Linked DNA regions of Mus musculus: all the other regions are linked to region 1. A link is a loop called in an ENCODE intact Hi-C map of the cell type or tissue named here. Cell type or tissue: left cerebral cortex. All regions are shown on one strand.

Region 1 (8,000 bases):
AGCACAGAAACGAACATCACTGTCCTAGCATACAATTCCACAGTATTTGCAGAAGCCATCTGGAAAAATATCAGGGAATGTGTGTGTGTGTGTGTGTGTGTGTGTGTTTGTGTGTGTGTGTGAGAGAGAGAGAGAGAGAAAGAGAGAGAGTGTGTTAGTTCTGAATGCCACCCTGAATCCCTTTGCAGCATCATGCATACAGTCAGCCCAGGCAGGGTCCAAAAATGAATGGCAAGTTGTTAGCAGTCTGTGGCTCTCTCAGCCTGTATCCCAAGCTCCAGCTCTGATGGACTTTGGGAACAGCCTGCCCCCTTCTGGTCTCCTTGAGCTCCATGAAAGGGCAGGGCTTGGGGTGGGCACACCTTGAGGAGGACAAACAGACCCCTAGCTCTAGCCATCCTGTGCACACTGCAGCTCCTGGGGCAGGATGTGAGACAGGAGGAAGAGAGGAGAGTGCCGTGCATATGACAAAAAGTCCAGGACCAGCAGGACCGGACAGTTGAGAGCTACCAGGAATGGGAAAGTGAAAGAAAAAAAAAAGCACAAAATGTATTCATATACATATACATTGGAAGCTAAAAAAAATGGAGACATTGGAGGACACTGTCGGGAGGATACACCTAAACCCACAGATAAAAGCAAAATTGCAGACAAGCTCCGCTGCTAGGACTGGGGATCTAAAAACATGGTTTAAAGGGGAAGTGGCACCCCACCCCCGCCCTTCCGATTCCAAACCTGATGTGACTGGGCTAGGACATGAGAGATTACTCCTAGGTGAACACACATGGAGGGGTTGTGCATCACTGCTCAGACCATCGGTGGGGAAAGAAAGAAACCAACTGCTTTTTTCTTTATAATTCTCTCACTGATCTCAACAGGTGGTCTATGTACCCTGAAAGTACCTCCTGAATCCCCTTTGCAAAAGGTACAGTGAGTCCCTCCCATGGTCCCCTCCCCACCCTGCCTGTTTCCACACTGGGCCAGCACTAAGTGCGCCTAGTCCCTCCCACCTCCCAGTAGGTCTCCAATTTTAGGAAGAACATGTAATAGCGTTTTTGTTTTTGTTTTTGTTTTTGTTTTTTGTTTTTTGTTTTTCCAGTTGGAACACATGATCAACTCCAGGAGTTCAAAGGCAGTGAGTGCCTGGGTCCCCTTGGACTTGGGGACATTGAGAATGCTCAGGTTCTCATGCACAAGCATCACTACAGGTGAGGGTAAGACTTCTCCTTGGTAGCTACAGAGCAGCCAAATGCTCTGTCAGATCAAGTCCTGAGACTGCTTTAGCTCACAGACATAAAGAGCTGTGCTCGGGCAACAAGGGTCAAAACAATCCTGAAGAACTTAAGCACATCAGAAAGCACTTCTGACACAGCTGTGTAGCTGTGTCTAGGCAGTCTTCAGCAAGGGCTGCCGGAGTGACAAGCAATAACAAGGACTGTTCCCTTCCTACAGATCCTAGAAACACTCCCCCGGTAGCTACCGTCCTTCAGATGCTGGGCAGTTCTCTGCAGGGAACTGGGATGATGGACAGAGAATCACATGGCATATCACACCAGCCCAAAGACAGACAGACACTCATTCCTACGCAGAGCAGAGACCCTGTACAGTAGTTACGGACTCAGATCTCCTGCCCTCCTAGCTCAGAGAAAGGTGAAACAGATACCCCAAAGAAGTTGGGGATAGAAGAGGAAGACAAGCCGGTGCCCCACCTAGCCAACCAGATGGTACTAATAGAACTGGAAGACAGTTTCAGAGACCTGACTATTCACATCCAAGAAGAGCAAAGCACACTGGGAGGTGTGGTGATAGCGTGGCCAGACAGACAGACAGTAAGTGCAACTGACCACCCATGTCAAGTCAGAGACAGCCAGCTGGAACTAAGGGGCAATACCTGGAGGTGAAGTCAGGGAGGGCAAGAAATGGCAAGGTTAGGGACTGAGGAAGGTGGGGACTGGGGAAGGTGGAGAGAGAAGTAGATTCCCAGAGGGGAAAACAGGACCCAAAGTCAGATCAGGCTTGCAAGACCCAGTGTTGATTTGGGCACCAGGGACATGGTGGAGGACTTAACACACTCATTCTCAGCCCACAGCAAACAGCTCAGACCAAAGAGGCTGCGTGGAGAACTACCCTTGAGCAGCGGCTGAGGATCCGGTCACGATCCGATGCACGTACTCGAGTGGAGAGTGAGGCATCAACGCCCCCACCCAGAGAGCAAGTAGGACGCCCAGAAAGAGTGATAGGAAACAGGACCCCCTAGAAAGCGAGTCTCTTCTGGAGCTCACTTTCCAGACCCCAAGGGGGCGGTCCTCAGACTCCGCACAGAGCAGCGCGGCTCAGTGCACGACCCTGCAGCTGCCCAGGGCAGCCAGGGCAGTCAGAGGCAGCCAGGGCGCAGAGTCCCTTCGGATATCGGGACTTGTGTGGCCAAGACCAATGTGAGGCATGGGTAGGGTCGCCCATCTGTCTCTCTGTCCGCGGGGCTCGAGATCCCCTTCCCAAAGGGCACCTTACCCTCGCCCGGGAGGCTAGTGCCCCGCGGCTGGCAGGCTGCTGTGCGCGGGCTCCTCCGGGGCCGCCTCCCCGTGCTCCTCCTCCGCCGGCTCGGCCTCCAGGTCCTCCGCGGGCTGCGGGCAGATGGGCAGCCAGGTCCCTGCGCTCCCGGCGCGGGGCCGCGGGCTGCTGCTGCTCGGCTGCTCCCGCCGCTGCCCCCGCGCGCCGCTGCTCTCCAGCCCCGGAGTCCAGGCTGCTGAAATTCCACACCACCAGCGTCTGCAGCAGCAGCACCATGAGCGCCGCCAGCAGCGCCGAGTGCGAGCGCCGCGCCAGCCTCCGGGCGCACGGCGCCGCCACCATCTTCCGCGGCGGCCCGGGGCGAGCGGGGTGCCGGGACACCCCGGTGCGCGCTCTATCCCGGGGGCTCCGCGCTCGGGCCCCGCCGACGTCGCCCGGGCTCGCCGCTGCTCCTCCTCCTGCTCCTCTCCTCCACCACCTCCTCCTCCCTTTCCTCCTCTGCCGCCGCCGCCGCCTCCTCCACCGCCGCGGCGCGGAGTTTTCAGACGGGCAGGGACCCGGACGTCACCAGGAGGAGGGGAAGGCGGGAGGCGGGCGCGGGGAGGCCGCGGAGGGGGCGCGGCGCGCGCGCGCGGGGACACGGCTCGGAAGGGAGCTGGCCCCTCGAGATTCCCTTTTCCCTGGGTCAGGGTCCCCAACCCAACCCCCAGGGTTCTAGGGCGGGCGTTAGGGGTACCAGGGCTGGGGAAGGGGCCACTAGGGACGCGGGCCCTGAGCAGAGGGCGGGGCCTGGAGGAGGAGCCGAGGGCAGCGTGGGGAGGAGAAGGTGAGGGAGGGGGTGGAGGCGAAGGAAGCAGACAGACACCCCCCAGAACAGGCGTGGGAACAAGGTACGGGTGCGAAAAGGCCGGTGCAAGGGGTAGAGAGACGGAAAGTGGAGGATAGAAGAGTCAACAGGGCAGCTCAGCTTGCAGAGGTCAGGAAAAGGGAAAGAAGGGTCCTGAGAGTCTGTGTTCCATGTGGCAGAAAACTGGAGGCGGAGTTGCAGGAGGCGCGGAGTTTTCCGTCCCGGCATCTTTGGCTGCACAGAGAGAAAACCTTGGCAGGTGGAGATGGGAGAAAACGTAGGAGTGTCACAGGTCCTGGCTCTTGTGCAGCCTGGGATTCCTGGATCACTGACTGAAACGATGGGGAGGAGGTTCTCAATGACTCGCCGAGGTTAATCAGCACAAGCACTGCGACTTCTGAGTCACCCCCCCCCCCTTCCAGGGCCAACCAAAGATTCAGGGCTCATTGACTCACTTCTCTGGTCCCCAAAGACTCACAATCCAACATCCTCCAAATCCAGTTGGCAAGTGAATGCTTTGGTGGCTAAAGAAGTTTTCCAACCCTCCCTGGCCACAAGCTGAAGTCTCCCTCCCAGCCACAGAGCCTCCCTCCCTTAACGCCCTTCTTACCATCCGCCCTCCTGATGTCTGACTTGCTGTGTGCACTAGATTCAGAGCTGGGTCAGCCCAGCCTTGCTTTATAAGGAGAAGCATTTTCCTGGACTGACTGGTGACCTTGAGCCACCAAGACTGTCCCCCTTGACCTTGTTCTGAGCTCTGTCAGTGAGAGTTTGGAAGGAATAATCTCTCTGAACTCAAACTTCATCCAGCTCTCTCTGACTCAGTCTTATAGACTTCCCCTTTTGATACATAGCATCTATTAATGTCTGCATGTGAATGGGACTGATGTCTACCTATGTCAGTGAGCTGGGGACTTACAGCGAATTCTTGGTCTTTTGTCTCCTGCCCTTTTAAACATCACCCTGGTTTGTAAAGGGAAGCGAGTGGATATGTACAGAATCTATCAGAGAGCAAGGCCAACAGTGGCGAGAAGTGGACCCTTCCATCCACTGCACCAGCATATTAGAGCACTGATGTGTGCCAGATGTGGGATCAGGTACAAGCATCCCAAGGTGACAAAGGGTGCCTCTGATCTACAGTCAGCTAGAAGGCCAGAGAGTCAGGTGTAGGTAGGTATGGAATCTCAGAAGAAAACATGACCATCGTCCCTAGAGAGATTTGCAAAGGAGCCGTGGGTTCATGAGAGTGCTACTGGGATAGCTGTGTCCTCAGCCAACCTGCTACCCTGACAGTCTACAATCTGCTCCAGGGCCCCCTCTAGCTCTGCAGCCAGGGACAGAGGCATTCCCACTTCATCAACAGTGAGACTGTAGAGGAGAGGCAGCTCCCTGGTTCACCAGTCTCCTCTTATCTGCATATCAGTTGGGAATATTTATAGTTTGTGTAATAAAACACCTGGTTTAACAATCTAAAAATAAGCCTTACTGGATTGTAGAACTAGTTATTGCAGAGCACTAACTCCAGGCATGGCTTGATCCAGCAACCTAGAACAACCACTACAGAATTTTCTCTTCCTTTCTCCTCTCTTTCTCCCACAGTGTCTGTTCACACTGGAACATCACAAGAGTCCTAGATTCTGTGACTTAGACTAGCTGTAACTTATTCATCTGCAGTCCAGGATTCTTTTAGAAGATGCAGAGAGCGTTTTCTTACAGAGTAATTTTTAGGTCCTAAGTTACCCCTAAACCAGTCACAAAGCTCAGGAAGTCAGATCAAGGAAATGAATCTAACCAGGGTTCCTAGATACACCTCTGGCCTTGGGGTAAATCTGTTATCTCTGTAGCCATTCAAATGTTCCATAGAGCCATGTGGGAGTAGAAGAATGGCTTCCCTCGGCTGTCCCTGAAGTCTCCATTGAGCTTCCCCGACCATGGTCAAGTCATCTTCCCCCACCCCGCCCCGCCCCAAGAACTTCAGGGTTCTTAGTGCTAAATGAGTAGCAAGAGGTCATGTAAACATAGCCTCCAAGTCCTGCCCTGGCTGTGTGGAATATTCCAGCCCCCAGCCCACCTTTGTCTCAAGAGCGCTTCTGCACTTTGTCTGTAAAGTAACAATGACCTGTGCTTCCTCCACATGACACAGCTAACAGCAGTCCTCCAGGGGCCAGGCTGTGATTCAGCTCCCTCAGGGCCCTAGTGCTTCAGTACTGAGGTTAAAGATCCTGGGCCCAAATCCCTGGAGAAGCAGAGTTGTTTATCTTGACTCATACATAAAAAGCCACTCAAGAAAGAGGTCCAGTCGCCCTGGGCAGGTTAGAGATGCCATAAACAGCTCATTTGATGGGTTTTGGAGGAAAATTTACCTGAGGTGGCATCTGGGATTCTCTTCTTCTGGCTCCAAGATGAGTAGCCCTTCAAACATTTTAGAGAGGTAAAGATGGAACAGATAGCTGGGAGCTGGGGTAAATTAGAGTATCTAAAATGCCCCATCTCAGTATGGCTGGGACATCCAGAGTGTGGGTACCCTAAATTTGCTGAACTACCAAACAGAAATAGCCCTTTTGCATTAAGAGGGACAGGAGTTTTCATTTGCAGTTGTGCATAGAGAGGCAGGTGGCCTTGATGGATAAGAAAGAGGCCAGGGCCCTGCTTGAGACTCGGCAGTGCCTCTAACCACTGTATTCTGAGTCCTCAGGATTTTCGAAGCTCAGTTTTTCACTCCACAAAGATGCATGGAACCCTATTACACATAGGCGTCCTGCTGGGCAAGTGGAATCTGGAGATGATGAAGATTCCCCAAGGAACCTTTCTTTTTAAATGTGGTTCCCCAGCTCCCGTGCTATGGGCCCCAGGAGACAGAGCTCTAGGGAAGTTTCGCCTGATTTGTGGGACTCTCAACCACCACCCCGAATGCCAAATCTTGTTTCTCCATCCCTTCAAGGATGGGAAGGCTGAATCTGTCACTGGGCATTGTGAGTTATTGGGTGTGACCAGTCCTGAGCTAGCAATTGCAAAGGAAATGGTTGGGATAGTCTTCACCCTCAAAGAACTGTCCAACAGGACAGAGGGACAAGACATTTATTTCACTGACAGCAATTCCAGGATCAGTGCACGGAGCGAATGAGATAGATAAGAACTAGCTTGCCCAGGCTTAACGAGCGCATGTGCACATGCATGTGTGTGTTTGTGTGCATGAAAGCCAAAAGGGAACCTCAGGGGTGGGTTTTTTGGTTTGTTTGCTGTTTATTTCTATTTGATTTTCAGCCTGGAAGTTAAAAAAAAAAAAGCTATGCTGCCCAGAATCAACTGCCCCCCACCCCCACCCCAGGGCTTGCTATCTTCTGTGGTTTCTGTGGAGTCAGCTTCTTTACCAGCTGGTCTATCTCCCCTCTGCTGCATTTTAACTGAGTTTTTAAAATATCTATTGTTAAGTTCTATGCCTCAACGTCCTCATCCATAAAATGGGGCTTAAAATAATGGGAGTTTATTGACACTTTTTTTAAATGTAAGGATTAAATAAGCTAACTCATACAAATAACTTTTTGCATCCCTACTGATCAAGTCAACCTTGGTGGCACACACACTTGGAAGATCGAGGCAGGGGAATTACCAGTTTGAAGCTAGTCTGAATTACCAGTTTGAAGCAAGCCTCTTTCTATCAAAGTTAAGTGGCTAAAAGCATCAGAGGGGAGAAAGGTCCTCTATGGAAGGCTCCATGGAGGAGGCTGTGTAACATCAGGACCTTGTGGTGTTCCAGTGTCTCTTTTGCCTCACTTCTTTATGCCTGCTCTCTCTGCTATTTGGTATAGTGCAAGGCCTTGGGTGAGCTCTGGATGTGGAATGAACATCCATCAATTGCAGGATTGGGGCCAGGTGAAATGAGCCAGGGGCATTCTTCCAGAAAGAAGCGGCACCGTTTGGGGCCTGGTACAGACCCAGGTTCAAAACCCATACCCAGCAACATTTTCATTTCATGATGCGTGAGCAGGATGCCCAACATCTTTGACCCTCAGTATTGTAAAGCAGAAAAGTAAAAAAAAAAAAAAAAAAGACTCAAGTCTTCCAGGGCACATGAAAATGGTGACATTGTGTGTCATCTATTTCTTGTGAAATAGAGGGATTAGCCAGTGGGGGGCAAAAAGACTGTTAGCTGGGCCACCACCTGATCACCAAGTTAAAAAAAAAAATTCCAGACCTTTTCAAATATTCCTGCCTCGGGGTTCTGGAGAGCCTGGGCTTCTCACGCCTCCTTCTGAATTTAAATCAACTTCAGACTAACAGTCAAATTTAGTGAGGTATATGGTTTCCGTTTTAATCTCTATCACATGTCTCTTTCTTGTTTTTATAGTTGGTTTTTACCCAAATGCTACCAATTGACCCGACTTTGCTCTTCAAAAGAATTTTTTAAACTCCTCCTGAGTTTCACTTCTGCATCAGCACAGACGCTGGAAGCAGGTGGCTCACCTGCGTGTGCTTGATGATGTGAGACTTCAGTACGGAATACCTCCACCCACGGGATCCCTGACTGTCTTCAACAAATGCCCACGAGCCAGGGGAGTTCTGAGCAGCAGGATCATAGAAACCCCTCCGGAGTGAGGGCTGTGGGTAGATGCCCCATCCCACCCAAGGGAAGTTAAGTGGC
Region 2 (8,000 bases), 730 kb after region 1:
TGGGAGAATGAATGGAAATATGCAGCTGTGGGTGGTGGGGGCAGGGGGACACTCTAGAAAGTCCCAGAGACCTTAGATATGAGAGGCTCCCAGGACTCAATAGGGATGACCTTAGCTGAAATGCCCAATAGTATCCTCATTTAAAAAAGAAGAATCAAGATCAATGTGTGCTGCATGGGGAGCTTTAAGCAAGCATTTTAGAAAGATTCAATGGAGAGCAGTAAGTTGAGGGCTAAGCCACACACCTGGACACCATAATCCAGGACAGAGATGTAAATAGCCTTCACAGGGGCAGTGGGATGGAAGATTTCTCCCAGGATGCTATGAGGATGCTGTCAGAGACAAGACCATGACAGGCTACTGATCCCCTAAGGTTAAAGCTTCCACTTTCCTGTTGCAAGATTTCCCCTGCTAGCCTTACACTGCTTCCTCCAAGTCCCTGCCAAGGCTCATATCTTTGTCTTCAAGCCCCTGGCTCTGTGATACACTGCATCTTGACATTAACCTAAAGATTTCAGTTACTTACAAATACAACAAAGAATCATACATACTTAATAAGGTTAACATCGTCATCGTGATAGGATCGCTTTCTGCAGCTAGGCATCATGCTAGCCTTTAACTCTCAAAGGAAGATGCAGTTATCTCCATTTTGCTCATAGACAGCTGAGACTCCAGGTATTTAAAGAGCCTCAACATTCAACTTCTCGTGGGAGAAGGGGAGGATATGGACCCAAGGATGCTCAACTCTACCTTTCCTTCCTTTGGAACCACATGGTCAGTCTCACTTTAGATCTCTCTTTGCTCATTTTCCATGAGTCTTCCTCTTCTTTGGACTCCAACATGAGCCCATATTCTGGATCAGATTGAAATATCAACGACTACATACATTTTTATTTAAATGTCTCAACCTGAAAGAACATGGTTTCAAGTTTCTCTCCTAAGGGACTCAGTGGAACAAAGTTATTCTATTGTGTAAAATCAGATTAAAGAGTCTTGAAAAAATAGAGATAGGTATAAGGAAGTATGAATGGGTAAATGTACATTTGTGGGGGATGGATGGATGGATGGACAGACAGATGGATGTGGGGAGTGTGAATAAATGAATAAGATGCATGAATGTGTGTGGGGATGAGTCGATGGATGAGTGGGTGGGTTAATGAGTGGGTGAATGGCTGGGTGGGTGGGTGAATGCATGGATGGATGGATGGATGGATGGATGGATGGATGGATGGATAAGTGTGGTTGAGTGGATGGATGAGTGGGTAGGTGAGTAAATAGGATACATGGATTATGAAAGCAGTGGTAGATATGTGTATTGATGTGTCTGTCATTGAGTGTATACATGGATAGACAGATGGATAGATGGATGATATGTATTTACAAGTACGTAACATTTCTATACTTGATCTTGGCAAAGGGCAGAGAAATGATTTTTAAAAAAAGCATAAAGCATAAAAGCATAAAGGAACCACAGGTCAGATGGAAGCCTGGATCGTGGCTGCCATTCTTGAGAGAAAACAGAGTCCCTGGGTATACTGGCTGGTTTTATGTGTCAACTTGACACAGGCTGGGGTTATCACAGAGAAAGGAGCTTCAGTTGGGGAAGTGCCTCCATGAGATCCAACTGTGGAGTATTTTCTCAATAAGTGATCAAGGAGGAAAGGCCCCTTGTGGGTGGGACCATCTCTGGGCTGGTAGTCTTAGGTTCTATAAGAGAGCAGGCTGAGCAAGCCAGGAGAAGCAAGCCAGTAAAGAACATCCCTCCATGGCCTCTGCATCAGCTCCTGCTTTCTGACCTGCTTGAGTTCCAGTCCTGACTTCCTTCCAGCAGTATGGAAGTGTAAGCCAAATAAACCCTTTCCTCCCCAACTTACTTCTTGGTCATGATGTTTGTGCAGGAATAGAAACCCTGACTAAGACACTGGGGCAGGAGTGGAAGTGAAAACTACCCAATATTGCACAAAACTGCACCTTTTAAAGCTTGAGTCACAGGCAAATATCTACTTTTAAAACAAATAGTGACACAAAACTGTTATACAGATATACATATGGATGGGTGAAGGTACAGATGAATAAATCCTAAAACTAGTCAATTTTTAAATAAGTAAATAAGTTTTAAGTGTTAAAAAATTTATGGTTGCAATTGATCATCCTTTCAATCTTGGCAGCAACTTCTATTGGTCTGCCTGGGGATTTAATGCAACATGCAACCAACTTAGTGCATAATCAATTACAACATTTGGTTCTTCAAGTCAACCATGCCAATAACGCTGTTTTTCAAAACCAACTCGACGTCAAGGTTGGCTCCCAACAGGCCTCTCAAGGATCTCTCTACAGGAGCTCGTAGCGGGTCATGTGACATCCATCGAGAGCAGAGAAAAATAAATACCAACTTGCTCGCTTGTGTTTGGTTCTGTTTCTTACTCTTATACAGTTCAGGATTTCATACCTAGTGAAGCGGGGAGGAGAGAGGGAAAGAGGAAGGGAGGGAGGGAGAGAAGGAGGGGTAGGGAAGATGGGAGAGAGGGAGGAAGGGAGGGAGGGAAGGAAACAAGGACCACACTGGGCTGGGTCTTCCTACATCAGTTAACTTAATTGATAGAATCCTACGGACATGGCCCCCAAAGGTCAAACCAATGCAGACAGTCCCTCATAATCCTCCCACACTCCTCCCTGCTGAGTCTAGGCTGTGTCAGTTGACAGCTGAAGCTAACTATCCCAGTGGGAGTGGGGAGAACATGAACAAGGAAAGGGGAGTTGTAGAAAGGGGGTATTGACAGGGGTAGGAGGGAGTTAAGAGGGGTTGAGGTGAGAGTACGCCGAATGCATTATGTATATGTGTGAAATTCAATTTAGACAATTTTTTAAAAAGCAACTTCTTCTAGTTTCCTTTCTATTACTTTGTTGAAACACTCTGACCAGAAGTGACTTAGGGAAAGAAGGGGTTTGTTCAGCTTATACTTCTAGGTCACAGTCCATTATTAAGGGAAGCCAGGGCAGAAACTTCTAACAGAAGCTTAAAGCAGAACCCAGGGAGGAAAGGCAGGTGCTGGATCCCTGGACTCATACTAAGTTTGCTTTGTTTAAATAATCCAGGATGGACAGTCTGCCTAGGGATGGTGCTGCTCACAGTGTGCTGGACCCTCGTAAATTAATTAATAGTTAAGACAGTTCCTCACAGACATGCTAGATAATTCCTCAGGAGAGGCTATGTCAAGTTGACAAAGCTAACAGGACACATTTCTAGAAAGCAGTGGAGAAAATGAACTCTGGTCCATAATAGGTGTATCGATTTCCTTGGTGTTGATATGGGAATGAAGAGGGACACGCTAAAGCTTAGGTTGTCAAATTCAAAGGAGTTGTCGGGATTGCACATCCTGAGAGGTAAACTCCACTCACACCAAAGTGTAGGCTTCCCAGTGACAGTTGTTCTAAATGTTTTCTATTCTAATCCAATACGTAAAACACTATCCAGAAGGAGGCGGAAGCTACATGGGAATAACCACCACCTACAATAAGAACCACGCTGACTGCGTGGGGTGGGAGCTGGCTCCAGGTGAGCCATCCTCCGTTCTTTCCCCTAGGCTGAGATGATGTGGTGGAGCTATCAGAGGCACGAAAAATCACCCTTCTTTTGTTTAGATCTGTGAGGCACAAGCCACAGTTCTATTCCTTCGGGGACTGTTTGTAAATTACACATGTCTCATCAAACAAAATGAAAACAGAAACAAGTGTATTGACAGTGATGGCTCAATAGCGCCACCTTCTGGTGAGTCTTATCCCATTCCACAAGTGTTCATGGACCCCACCCTCTTGTTTATCTGAGTGCAGTCTGAGTCTGGACCAGACAGAGCGTCCTATAAGCTAGAACAATAACAGGAGGCATCTGTAAAGAGAGGGAAATTGGGGTGGCCCTGATACCCAAGCACCAAGGAGCATGAACTATAACAAGCATGCATGGTCCTTTTAGAACATGAGGCTGGAAAGCCAGGCTCAGCTGGTAAACCACTCTCCACAGCCACCACAGGTCTTTATGACAGAAGGTCATAGCATCCCAGTGCCCCCTCTGGACTGGCATCATGCTATAACACACTAACACACACACACACACACACACACACGTCCATTCATCCCTCCTGAGACAGCCATCACAGCCATCTTCACTTTGCAGATCAAAGCATTGAGGTTCCAAGAGGTCACACTGATTCTCAGAAGTGATGAAGTCAATAGAGGCTGGATTTGAACTAAAGCCTCAGAAGCCATACCATGCTCTCTCTGACTCTTCACAAGGATGTCAGAAACAAAACTCTGCTTCTGCTTGTGACAAAAAGTGACAGCCACATGTGACACTGAAATGCCTATGCAACCAGCAAACCATTCCACATACAGCAGAGGTCTCTCCAAAAGCTCTCCAGCCGTGTGCCCCTGCCCTACTGTTGCCTAGCTCTGTGATAAACTGCCATGACCAAAAGCATCATGGGAAGGAAAGGTCTTACTTGGCTTGTGGTCCTCATCACAATCCATCATGAGGGAAGTCTTCCAAGGGACTCAAGCAGGAACCTGGAGACAGGCGCTAAAGCAGAGACCATGGCAGAAGGCTGCTTACAGGCTTGCTCCTCCTGGCTTGCTCAGCCTGCTTTCTTTTACAACCCAGGAGCACCTGCCTAGGGTGGCAACGCCTACAGTGGGCTGGGCCTTCCCATGTCAATCATCAATCAAGAAAATGTCCCACAGACTTACCTATCTGATAAGAGACATCTTCTCAGTAGAGGTTCCCTCTTCCCAGATGACTCTAACTTGTGCCAATTTGACAAAAACTATCCAGGACAGTCCCTCTTGTTACCTGGCCAGCTGATTGTCACATATTTGAGTGACTGGACAATGGGTGTGATAAAAATGGGGGACCTTTATGGGTAACATTCTTCTCTTTTGTGTGTACACGTATGCATGTTCACAGGTGTATATGTATGTGCGGGTACACATGCATGTTTGTGCACGTGGAGGTCAGAGGTCAGCTTCAGTGTCGTTCCTCAGGACACAGTCCAGTTTGTTTTCAGAAACAGGGTCCCTCATTGACTCATCTAGTAGGCTAATCAGGCTGGCCAGAGAACCCCGGGAATCTGCCTGTTTCTGCCTCCCCAGTGCTGGGATTACAAGCGCGTGCACCACCAAACATTTTCCGTAGCATTGTACGTGGGTTCTGGAGATCAAATCAGGTCCTCCGGTTTTCATGACAAACACTTTACCAAATGAGCCATCTCCCCACAATGGTGGATCTTTTTACAAGTTAACTTGACTGGGCAAAGGCATGCCCAACTAACTGGAGAAAACACTGCGTCCTGTTATTTCTGGGTGACATACACCTTCCAATCAATGAACAGACCTAAGAAGCACAGCCGCTCAGTGTGGCTGGGAGGCCTCCCTTCAGCAACTGTAGGAAGAGAGTCAAAGCAGGGGAGGGGAGATTTGCTGCCTTCTCCAGCCCTTAGATACCAAAGCTTCTTCTGCCTCAGGACCTCAGCTTTCCCAGGTCTCTGTCCTGCCGGGGGCAGATTTCAGTATTTCTCAGTCTCAACAGTTACACAAGAATACACACACACATACACGCACATGCACACACATGCACGTAAATACATGCATGCACGTATATGTAAACACATGTGTATATATATGCATATGAACACATATATTATACATAAAACCTAAATACATTCAAATACATATGCTCCCATGCATGCACATATATACAAATGTACAAATACTGAAACATACACACACACTCAGGTATGTGCACATGCATGCATACACCTACACAAATACATACATGCATTTACACACATACACACACATTTATACATATGTAGACACATACATGTGCAACCTTTTTTTTATGTTCCTCTGAAGACAGTAAGTAAGTTTAGGAAGCCTGGAGTCCAAGCCCTAGCAGGAGTACTGAGCTACTCATTTGTGCAAAATTGATTTCTTAATCTTTTCCCTGAATGTGTGCCCTGTGCTGACAGTATTGGGGTGGACCCCTGTCTCCTACTGTTCAGCATGCAGCCTGCTTTCCTTTCTATCATTATCTGTTCTCAGGACCTTTGCACTGCCCGTTACATCTGCCTGGACGATCATTCCCTCAGATGTGTGTGAGGCTCATCTCCTTCAAGTCCTTGCACAAATGCCACCACCGTTATGAGACCAAGCCTTGCTACAGCCACCCCCACAGTGTGCCCCAAGTTGAAGCAACTGCCATCTTCTACAATGAGATGTAACCAATGTCTCGGGTCTATTGTCCGTTTTCTCTTACCAAAATGAAAGAAATAGTATTATCCAGATCCAGTGCTCCCTCCCAAACCTCTTTACCTCTGGGGTTTGAAAGGTTTTGTGGTGTTGGACAATGTTACCAAGAGCTGCAATCAATATCATCTGTGTGGTTTGTGGCTATATACTAAGTGTGTTCATTCATGTTCCATTGCTATAACAAAATACCTATGCCTGGGTAACTTATAAAGAATGTAGGCCATTCGGCTCACAACTCTGAGGCTCAGAGACCCAGGAGCATGGTACCAGCACCTGCTTAGCAACTCCTGCTGCTCACAGCAGACAAGGGTGTCTTGGGGTGAGACGTGTCTAGCTCAAGTTTCTCTTTGTCTTCCCATAAAGCCCCTTATCTCATCATGAGGGCCCACCCTAATGACCTCGTCTAACCACATTGCCATTAACAAATGAGCTTACAGGGTAGGCAAGCTTCTGTTGTGAGCCTGTAGGTACACACACCCACACCTCATGGTTTTGATATGAAATATCCCACAAAAGCTAGTGTGTCCATGGAAGAGTTTGTCCCTGCAGAGCTATGTTCAAAGATGATTGGAGCAGGCAAGCTCTGACCTACCTCATGAGTGGGCTGCTCCCACTGATGGATTACCAGTTTAATGGGCTATGTAACGGGAGGAAATAGGAGCTTTAGGGCATGGAATATACTTATGGGAAATAAATCAGTTGGGGGGTGAGCCCTTGAAGGCCATACTTTGCCTGTCTCTGTCTCTGCTTCCTGGCTGCTTCGAGGAAAATATGAGCGTAGAGCCATCCTCTGGAGCATGGTCAATCTGCTAGGGACCGTATCCCTGAAGAAAATTGACTGTCCCTCCCCTAGTAGGCACCAACTAGGGACAGGACTCCTGACTCCCTCGCCCACTAATCCTGGGATGTTGATTGGCCAGGTCTTGCGCAGGTGCCACAGCCACTGTGAGCTCAGGAGTGCAGTGGTCCTGTCAAATCCAGAAGATGAAATGTCCTCCCAATACTTGGCTCTTACAATCCTTCCACCCTTGTTTCCTGGTCCCTGAACCTTGGGTGGGAGGTAAATGTGTCTGTTTAGGGCTGAACATCCCACAGTCACTTTTCCACCCTTCTGACATTTGCAGATCTCTCAACTAAGCACTAAACTGCATCACTTTTAACTGCAGGCCACCACAGGTCACAGAGATGCAAGGAGAACACAGTGTGGCAAGGCTGAGAAGCAGAGAGGTGCCCGGACCCACTGCTAAGCTGACACTTTCCTGTAGTTGCAGTTATGGGTTGACTATAACATGCCCCTGTTGTGTTACATGTTATATGTTATAGCTTAGATTCCCTGGATGGCAGCACTATTTGAAGAACTTCTAGAAACTTTAGGAGGTGGAGCCTAGTACAAGGAAATAGGTCTCTGGGGGATGTCCTTGGAGTATATTATCCCTGCTTCCCACCCCTAACCCTCTCTGTGTGTCTGTCTCTGCCCTTGCTGTCTATCTCTCTTCATGTCTCTGTGTGTCTCTCTGTGTGCCTGTTGTCTCTCTATGTCTCACTGTCGCTGTCTCTTTCTGTGTCTCTCTGTCTCTGTCTCTCTGTCTCTGTCTCTCTGTCTCTCTGTGTGTGTGTCTGTCTCTCTCTGTGTCTCTGTGTATGTGTCTTTCTCTTACTCTCTGTCAGTGTATGTGTGTGTCTATCTGTGTCTCTCTGTC
Region 3 (8,000 bases), 270 kb after region 1:
GTCTCCACCTGTGTGTGTACCTGCACACATAAATAACATCACATACTAATACTGCCCCTACCAGCCAATAATGCCCTATAAAGCCTCCATACAAATACTGTCCAGTACATAAATACTGCCTCCACAAGCACTCCTCACACAAATACCCCCACAAAAATACCCCTCACATAAATATCTCACACAAAATATCATACACACAAATACTGCCCCCACACAAACACTGGCCTTACACAATACCCCTGCACAAATACTTCTCTCCCCCATAAATTCCACACCTACATATATCTACGCCCCCATATACCCCCTCGTACACAAATAGACATTTCAAAACAGAGGATGCCTTTGCTAACATTGTAAAGAATAGCTCTTGCCTATCGCCAGCTGACAGTGGAGCAAGTCATCAGACAACAGAAACACTCCTGCAGAGCTCCTGGACCACACAAAGCACCACCTTTCCAATAGGTCTGGACATTGAAGATGACAGTAGAAAAGCAGAGGTTTGGACAATGCTAACTTGAAGCACTGGTACGGGCCTGCGTCTTCATCGTGCCTATATCCAGCCCCATGTGCTTTTTTGTGTTCTTAGTGTTACTCACCTCATAAAGCAAAGCGAGTTTACACAGGCAAACAGAGAGAGGACTTGCTATCAGGGAGTCAGGACTAAACCACTTCAGTTCTTAGTCTCACATGGAAACGAGATGAGTGGAAAACTCAGAAAACACACTAACACCAACTGAGGAATAGTCATAACTACCATGGGATTCAGAAATCCAGAGGATAGTGATATGTACATATGAACCATACATGTGGTTTTGTGTGTGTGTGTGTGTAAATATATACACACTTATATGTGTGTTGACATGCTAATGTGCTCAAATGGAGCCCTCAGAAGAGCATTTGGGTGTCATTCTCTAACACCATCGCTACTGGATGCCCAGCTGTTTATATGACTGCAGGATCGGATCCCATTCTCCAGACTGTGCAGCGTGGCATGCACTCAAAGTGCTGAGCCCATGAGTTCTTTTAACTGGAACATCTTCCTTGCTGCTCCAATCAATAGCAGAAATTCCACACCTAAATCTAATTATATTAGTGCCTGTTATCCCCTGGAGCCTCCAAAATGTATGATCAGGCTACTAAAATTATATTTATGTAAAATAATTTACATAATGTACACACATGACTTAGGTAATTTAAATACATCAGTATATAACCACACCCTATCATCTCTGCAGCCATCTCGGGCTATTTACTTACAGGTGGTACTTTTCCACCCTGACGAGAGACCTGTTTTTCTCCACTCTCTCTTGCAGACCCCGTTGACTGATTGGCAGACTGGGTCAGCTATACACATAGGTAAAGGGATATAAAGACACTTGTCAACATATATATGCAGGTTAAATCGTATAGGGAATGCACAGAAAGATGCATGGGTTAAGTATAGTGATATTTGGTTTTCGGTGTTTGGGATGTTCTTTCCTTTCTGTATTCAATAGTACTTTTTAAAACTTAATATACTGGAGCTGCCTTCAGCCCTTTAAGAGGACCAGAATGGCATCCATGATAGGTAATTTAAAACAACCAGCTCCAAAGGATTCAACACCCTCTTCTGGTGTTCAAGGATGCTGCATACATATAGCATACATTCACACAGACAGACAGACTCATATATAAATAAAATAAATAAAAAATTTTAAATGCCTGGGCTTAGTGGCACATTTCTTTAATCCCAGTACTTGAGAGGCAGAGGCAAGCAGTTCTCTGTGGGTTTGACACAAGCTTGGTCTACATACATACTTTTCTCAGAAAATAAAAGCTTGACAAACCATTCATTAAAAATGCACTGGGTGTGAAATTGGTCTTTATGGATATGTAGAATAAAATAAACATGGTACCACTCAACCACATAAAAATGCAAAACGGAAAGAACAATATAAATGAGCATTTATCCCCCAATGATGCACAAGATTTTATTCAATACCTAAAATTCAAAGGAACTTGAAATATGTTTTCTTCTTTTTAATAAATCTACTCGAGATAGGTGTTTGGTAGGTTGCTCACTGATGCCAATCATACATAAATATGTGTATTGCATAGGAAAATTGGAACTGGAGAGATGGTTCAGTGGGTATGGTCCTTTCTAAGAAGTATGAGGACTTGAGTTTGGGATCCAGAACCTATATCAGAAACCAGGCAAGGGAGCACATGTGGGTTATCCTAGGGCTTGGAAGATGGAAGAGACAGATGGGCACCTAAGGTTTGCTGTTCAGGCAGCCTAGACTCCAGGTTCAGTCAGAAACCCTGTTTCAAAGCAGAAATGATGGCTAATTGCCCGAGGAACAATATGGACATTGTTGTCTGGGCTCTGAAGTCTCTAGTGCCCACACATATGCACCTGTACTTCACAAGCACCCATACACAAACATATGCACAAATTAAATATATGTCTTACACAGAAAAAATATTCCAAAGATTATCTTGCTGAGGCTGGCAAGGTGGCTCAGAGGGTAAGAGCCCTTGCCACCAAGCCTGATGCCCTGAAGTTGATCTTCCACATGGTGGAAGGAGAGAACCAACTCCTGCAAATTGTCCTCTGACATCCACATACATGTTGTTGCATGTATACACTCACAAACATACACATGATTGAAGTGGAAACTTAGGGCTCTTTGTGAAGTCGGTTCAGTGGTGTTTTGCTGGGGCAAACGAGTGAAGGAACATTGAGCTGAAGTGGACACAGGTGAAAGGCTGCGGCAGACTCGTGAAGAAAGGTTTAGCTTTAGCAGAACATCCTTTCACCTGTGTCCACTTCAGCTCAATGTTCCTTCACTCGTTTGCCTCAGCAAACCACCACCCAACCGACTTTACAAAAAAAAAAAAAAAAAAAACCAACTTAAGTTTCCACTTCACATGACACATAAAAAAAAATGTTTGAAATGTTATCTTTCTAGCCAATTAGTTATCATTCAAGCAGAAGAAGAGGTCAATAGACTAGAATTAGTTTATGTAAAGAATCAGTTATGATAATATACCTAGACAACCACTGTAATCTAACACAAACTCCACAGGGAATCTGTCACTGTCTGTCTGTCTGTTTGTCTGTCTGTCTATCTGTCTCAGTCCCTCTCATACCCACACACCTTACCAGTGAGCATCTAACATATATAAGCCAGCTTTTTGCTCTTGACTAAGGCATCAGCAACCAAAGCCAACACACTGAGGAAAGCAGAACAACAGCACAAACTTGGATGTTAACGCTGACAAACAAGTGGCAGACAAGAGCTTTGCACATTTTCCAAGCTACACCTTCCCACCCACCACAGGCTGTCAGCAGAACCCCAGCAGGGTGTGAGTCATCTCCACACAGGAGCATAAACAGAGGGGACTCCCCAGGCTAACCAAACACCCTTCAACACCTTCATCAGCCCCTGCTCTGTCGCCACATCCAAATAGGACATTGCCTCTAGCCTGGTCTCAGAGCCTGAGGACATTCTGAGCCTCTCAAAGCCCCTGCGTTCCTCATCACCAATACTGAACTCTTCCATTCTCCAATATCATCCCTGATCTCTCATGCCTGAGTCAAGGGCTCATTCCCTGTTCTTCCTCAGTGTCACACAAGGTCCTTCAGGTATTAGTCCTATCATCCCAGATTCTACACCTAACCCTTCTGATCAGCCACCTCATAAAAGCACTCCAACATCCTATCTGACACATCTTAGCATGTCCAGTGCCTGACTCTGAGCATCCAAACCCACTCTTTTCTTGTGTGTCGCTTACAATGACTGAAGAGAAGAGATGATGACAGGATGAGCCTCTCTTCTAGCCAGGTTTATAACTTTGTCAAGCTCATCTCTGTACTGGAGACAGTTTTCTCAACTAATATTCCTGTGTTCAAATCCTAACTTAGCAGGATGAGTGACTTACTTGACGATACACCTAGGAGTAACTTCTACCTCTTCCAACTCCTGCAAATCCCATGGCATCAGCTGCTACAGCAATCCACCCTACTTAGACTTCGGGTTAGTTGAGGTCACACACCTCCATTTGATGGCTAATTTTCTTTGTCAACTTGATACAATCCAGAATCAACTGGGAAGAGCATCTCAATGAGGAGTGCTCTGAATTAGTTCTCCCTGTGGCCATGTCTGTGGGGGATTACCTTGATTGTGTTAACTGATGTTGAGAGATCCAGCCCACCTGTGTTTGGGTCACAGACTGTGTAAGAGTTCAGAAAGTGAGCTATGACCTCACAGCATGAATGTGTTTGTTCCTCTTTACTTCTGACTGTGGATGTGGTGTGACTAGCAGTTCTAAGTTCCTGCCACCTTGACTTCTAGAATGGGCTGTAACCTGGAATCATGAGTTAGCATAAGCCTTTCTCCCCTAATTTGCCTTTTGTTGGGGCATTTTTATCATGGCAATGGAAATAAAAGTCAGCATCCCCAGGGACCATCTGTGATGATGGAGAACATGGGTCTCTGTCCTGGGTCTCTGTTCATCTTCACTGGCTGGACTGCACAGGTCAGAAAGCAGAACACTGGTAAAGACAATGTCTTGGGTACTACCCAAGCTCACATATTCCACCACTGCCATCTTTTATGGGACTTGTGTTCTAAATTAGTCCAGCAGAAAATGTGTGTTTTCTTGTTCCTATCTGGATGAACTTCATCTGTGAGATGAAACAGGTGACAGCCATCTGCATGCACATTGCCTCTGTACGTGCCTTCCTCGAGACACATCTTTGGGAGAAGAGCTGGGGTGTGAAGCCAACCAACGCCCCATTGCACTCGCTCCCCTCTAACTTTTAGACCTCACTGCATACTCTTTTCCTCTTCCTGCCTGGGCTGAGTCTTGGCGGCTCCTGCAGCAATAAGGGGAGCTATTTCAGGGAAACAGTTGATACTTGGCGAGTCCTCCTACAGACCAGCAATAGCTGTTCGACATGTTAAATGCCTCCCAGATGGAGATGCTTAGCATTTGTAGGAGGAATAATTTGGAAGAGAAAAATGCATTTGTCTTTTGGCATCCTGTGGATTCTGACATAGAAGATAGAGAACACCGTGGGACTTGCCATCCACATGTCAGGGTTTTCTTAGAATTTTGCAAGTGCTGGGTGACCGCACTGCTTCTTCCTCTGGAGCTATCAAGTTCTGGAAAGGGTCACAGCACAGGGAAAAGTGTAAAGAGCTGAGTCTCTGAGGCTTCAGGGTTCCCAGAAAGAAACAACACAGGCTTAGCCTTCTGTCTACCATTGGCAGACGCTATAATCATGTGGACCAGGGGGTTGGGAAGATGGCTCGGTTGTAATGTGTCTGCTGTGTTGTGCAACGACCAGAGCTTGATCCTCAGCGCCCATGGGCATGCACATGAGAAGACAGACAGATTCTGAGGCCTGCTGGCCAGTAAGCATAGTTGAGTCGGTGAGCCCCAGGTGAGGGTGGGGGGCTCAAAACTTAAAGTAGGTAACTCTTGAGGAACAATAACCAAGGTCAATCTTTACCATCTGCATGTATGCACAGGCATATGCACATGTACCAACACACACACACAATCACACAATCACACAGATGTAAGCAGTGTACCTCCACACACATACAATCAATCACACAAACATATGCACATGGACATGCACCCTCCCATATTATACAGTGGTGTGGACCTGATGATCCTTTTGAATCACATCTGTTATATACAGAGAAACTTGAGAAGTCTATGACAAACAAGCAGAGACAGCTAGGGGTTGAGACTCCAGGGTCCTAGCTGTGTTCTGCCTTCAACCTCCTTTGTAGATAAAGCAAACTACCTAACCACCTTGCCTCAATTTCTCTCTGTGTCTCTGATAATGGGTGGGATTAAATAGCTTTTACAGTCTTTTCTAACGTAAGAACTGTGCTATAGCTCTGGCGTCCAAAGGACGGAGGTAACATTATTGATGTGGAGGAATAGTGAAATTGTCCTTTACTGTGAGCTGCCTGATGCAAGAAAGAGAGAACGCCACTGAATTATTCATCATGTCCTACTATTCACGGTGGGGACAGAGTATATCCTTCATTAAAAAAAAAAAAAAGACTTGAATCTACAGCCCCTTTCCTGATTCATCCTCTTTATACCCACAGATCCCCAGGGTGCAAAGAGTCTCACAAGCATGGTTTTCCTTTGGGTAGGCATTTGAAGTGCTAGTGTGGGGGATATGCACAGAGCTTTCGAATGAGCCCAACTCCAAAACCCAGATATATTTTCTTTGCCATAGTGAGGAATTTAGGCAGTCAGAGGGAGTTCCCAGAGGGAACCACCTCCCATGAAAAGAAGCAGCAATCAAAACTGGCTTTGGCAAGGATGCTTCCCACCCAAAGGACACAACCCAAGCTTCCCACCCTCAGCTTCCCAAATTTCAACTCAGGCTTTGATTTATTAGATAAACTAGATGATCCTCTTGTCTGCTCTGCATCACTGCCAATAGTAGGGTCCAGAGAACAAGCGGGTGGCAACCAACCACCAAGTTCACAGGAGTCCTGCTGTCATTTGAAGTGTTAAAGCTCACGGACTTCTGTGAGCTTGGCTTCCTACCACTGTGCTGATTGTATCTACTTTCTCTGAAGGTTAGTTTTAATTGTTAACTTGACACAATCTAGAATCATCTGTGACAAGGTTCTCAGTGAGGGATTGTCTAGATTCAGTTAGCCTGAGGATATTTCTGTGAGAGATTTTTATCAACTGGGTTAGTTGTGGTGGAAAGGCCCACCTTAAAAGTGGATGGAATTGTTTCATATGCTGGTCAGAATTTCATAAAGTGAAGAACAGTAGCTGAGCAGTAAGCATACATGCATTTTATTCTTTTGAGTATGGGCCCACCTTTTGTACTGAGGCCAGCCTGGTCTACGTATCAAGTTCCAAGCCAGCCAGGTCTCCACAGTGAACATTTGTCCCACAAATGACAACAAAAAACCAAAAGGCAACTAGGGGTCTGGGGTGTAATCATGCAAACCTAAAACCCTAGAATTCCAGGGGCTGAGGCAGGAGGATCCTTAGTTCAAAGCCAGCCTTGGCACTGCGTCAAGGCCCCGCCTCAATCAAAACGGATGTAAAACTGGTAAGTGGATGAATGAGGGTATTTATTACTGGCTGCTTCCGGATCCCATCCTGGCTTCCTGACAGTGATGAACTGGAACTTGGAACTGTGAGCTAAAATGAAAACAAACTCCTTTTTCTAAGTTGCTTTTGTTGTTATTGTTAGAGTGATTTTTCAAAGCAACTGGAAAGGAAACTAGAATCCTTGTTTGTTTGTTTGTTTGTTTGTTTGTTTAAAGCGAAGGGTTTTTCCTTTTTTATCACTAAAAAGAATTCCTCAAAATTTCCTAGTTCCTCATAAAGTCAGACATCAATAATGCATTTTAAGGCTGTGTGGGTTTTTCCATTCTTGCTGTCCTATGGCAGTCCTCAAGGGCAGCCATATTGAATCTCAGCACTAACAATCTTGGTCAATATACAGAACAATCCTAGAATCTTTCAGGGTTTGGCCAATAATATCTCTTGGGGCTTATTCCCTTAGCCAGGGACTTGAAGAGTCTACTAGCAGCCAACTCATTTCACGTGACCTTGCAGGAGGTTCGTAACAGAAATGTTATGTTGGGGAGAACTTTTTTTCCCCCACTGGTTTTACTTTGCAAGCCTGGAATCCTCTAGAGAAGCCGGAACCACTTGAGGTATTAGGACAAACAGCAGTGTATTCAAACGCAAACCTCTGTGTTGTAAGGGACTACAACAGTCATCTAGCCCTCTGAGTGACATGTATTCCTCCTAAGAAGACTGCTTTAGAATAAGCTGTGTGTCCACTGGAGGAACATGTTCACACTGTGTTCTTAGAAATCCAACCCTGATGGCCTGCCATGGTGACTCATGCCTGCAATCTTAACATTCAGGAAGACAGGAGGGTTGCTGAAGCTGAAGGCAACCTGAATGGCAGAGGGGTGTGGGGGAGAGGGAGAGGGATAAGGAGAGGG

What was found. A loop is a pair of places that touch in the nucleus more often than their neighbours do. Peaks named below come from ENCODE experiments on the same cell type or tissue, not always from the same donor. Only the 100,000 strongest peaks of a DNase experiment are listed, where the experiment ranks them.
Region 2: it touches region 1 in a loop (11-fold over the local background); 15 of 42 quality-filtered maps call a loop at or near these places.
Region 3: it touches region 1 in a loop (6-fold over the local background); 2 of 42 quality-filtered maps call a loop at or near these places.

The regions. Positions count from the first base shown.
Region 1 is chr7:117,376,032-117,384,031 of GRCm38, reverse strand. It overlaps Xylt1 (xylosyltransferase 1), which reads right to left and starts at 3,053. Exons shown (of 12, transcript NM_175645.3): 1 at 2,512-3,053. The coding sequence starts at 2,853. In left cerebral cortex, a CTCF peak has its summit at 332 (motif pointing left); DNase peaks (open chromatin) are centred at 2,974, 3,327, 3,543, 4,933 and 5 more places; H3K4me3 peaks cover 3,715 bases; H3K27ac peaks cover 2,925 bases.
Region 2 is chr7:116,641,109-116,649,108 of GRCm38, reverse strand. No RefSeq gene overlaps it. Among named protein-coding and RNA genes, the nearest start is that of Gm46018, 13 kb to the left of the region's middle. In left cerebral cortex, a CTCF peak has its summit at 3,764 (motif pointing left); DNase peaks (open chromatin) are centred at 3,547 and 3,717; H3K4me3 peaks cover 363 bases.
Region 3 is chr7:117,103,933-117,111,932 of GRCm38, reverse strand. No RefSeq gene overlaps it. Among named protein-coding and RNA genes, the nearest start is that of Gm39075, 120 kb to the left of the region's middle. In left cerebral cortex, no CTCF peak of the experiment used is centred here; DNase peaks (open chromatin) are centred at 4,911, 5,764, 6,200, 7,022 and 2 more places; H3K27ac peaks cover 3,195 bases.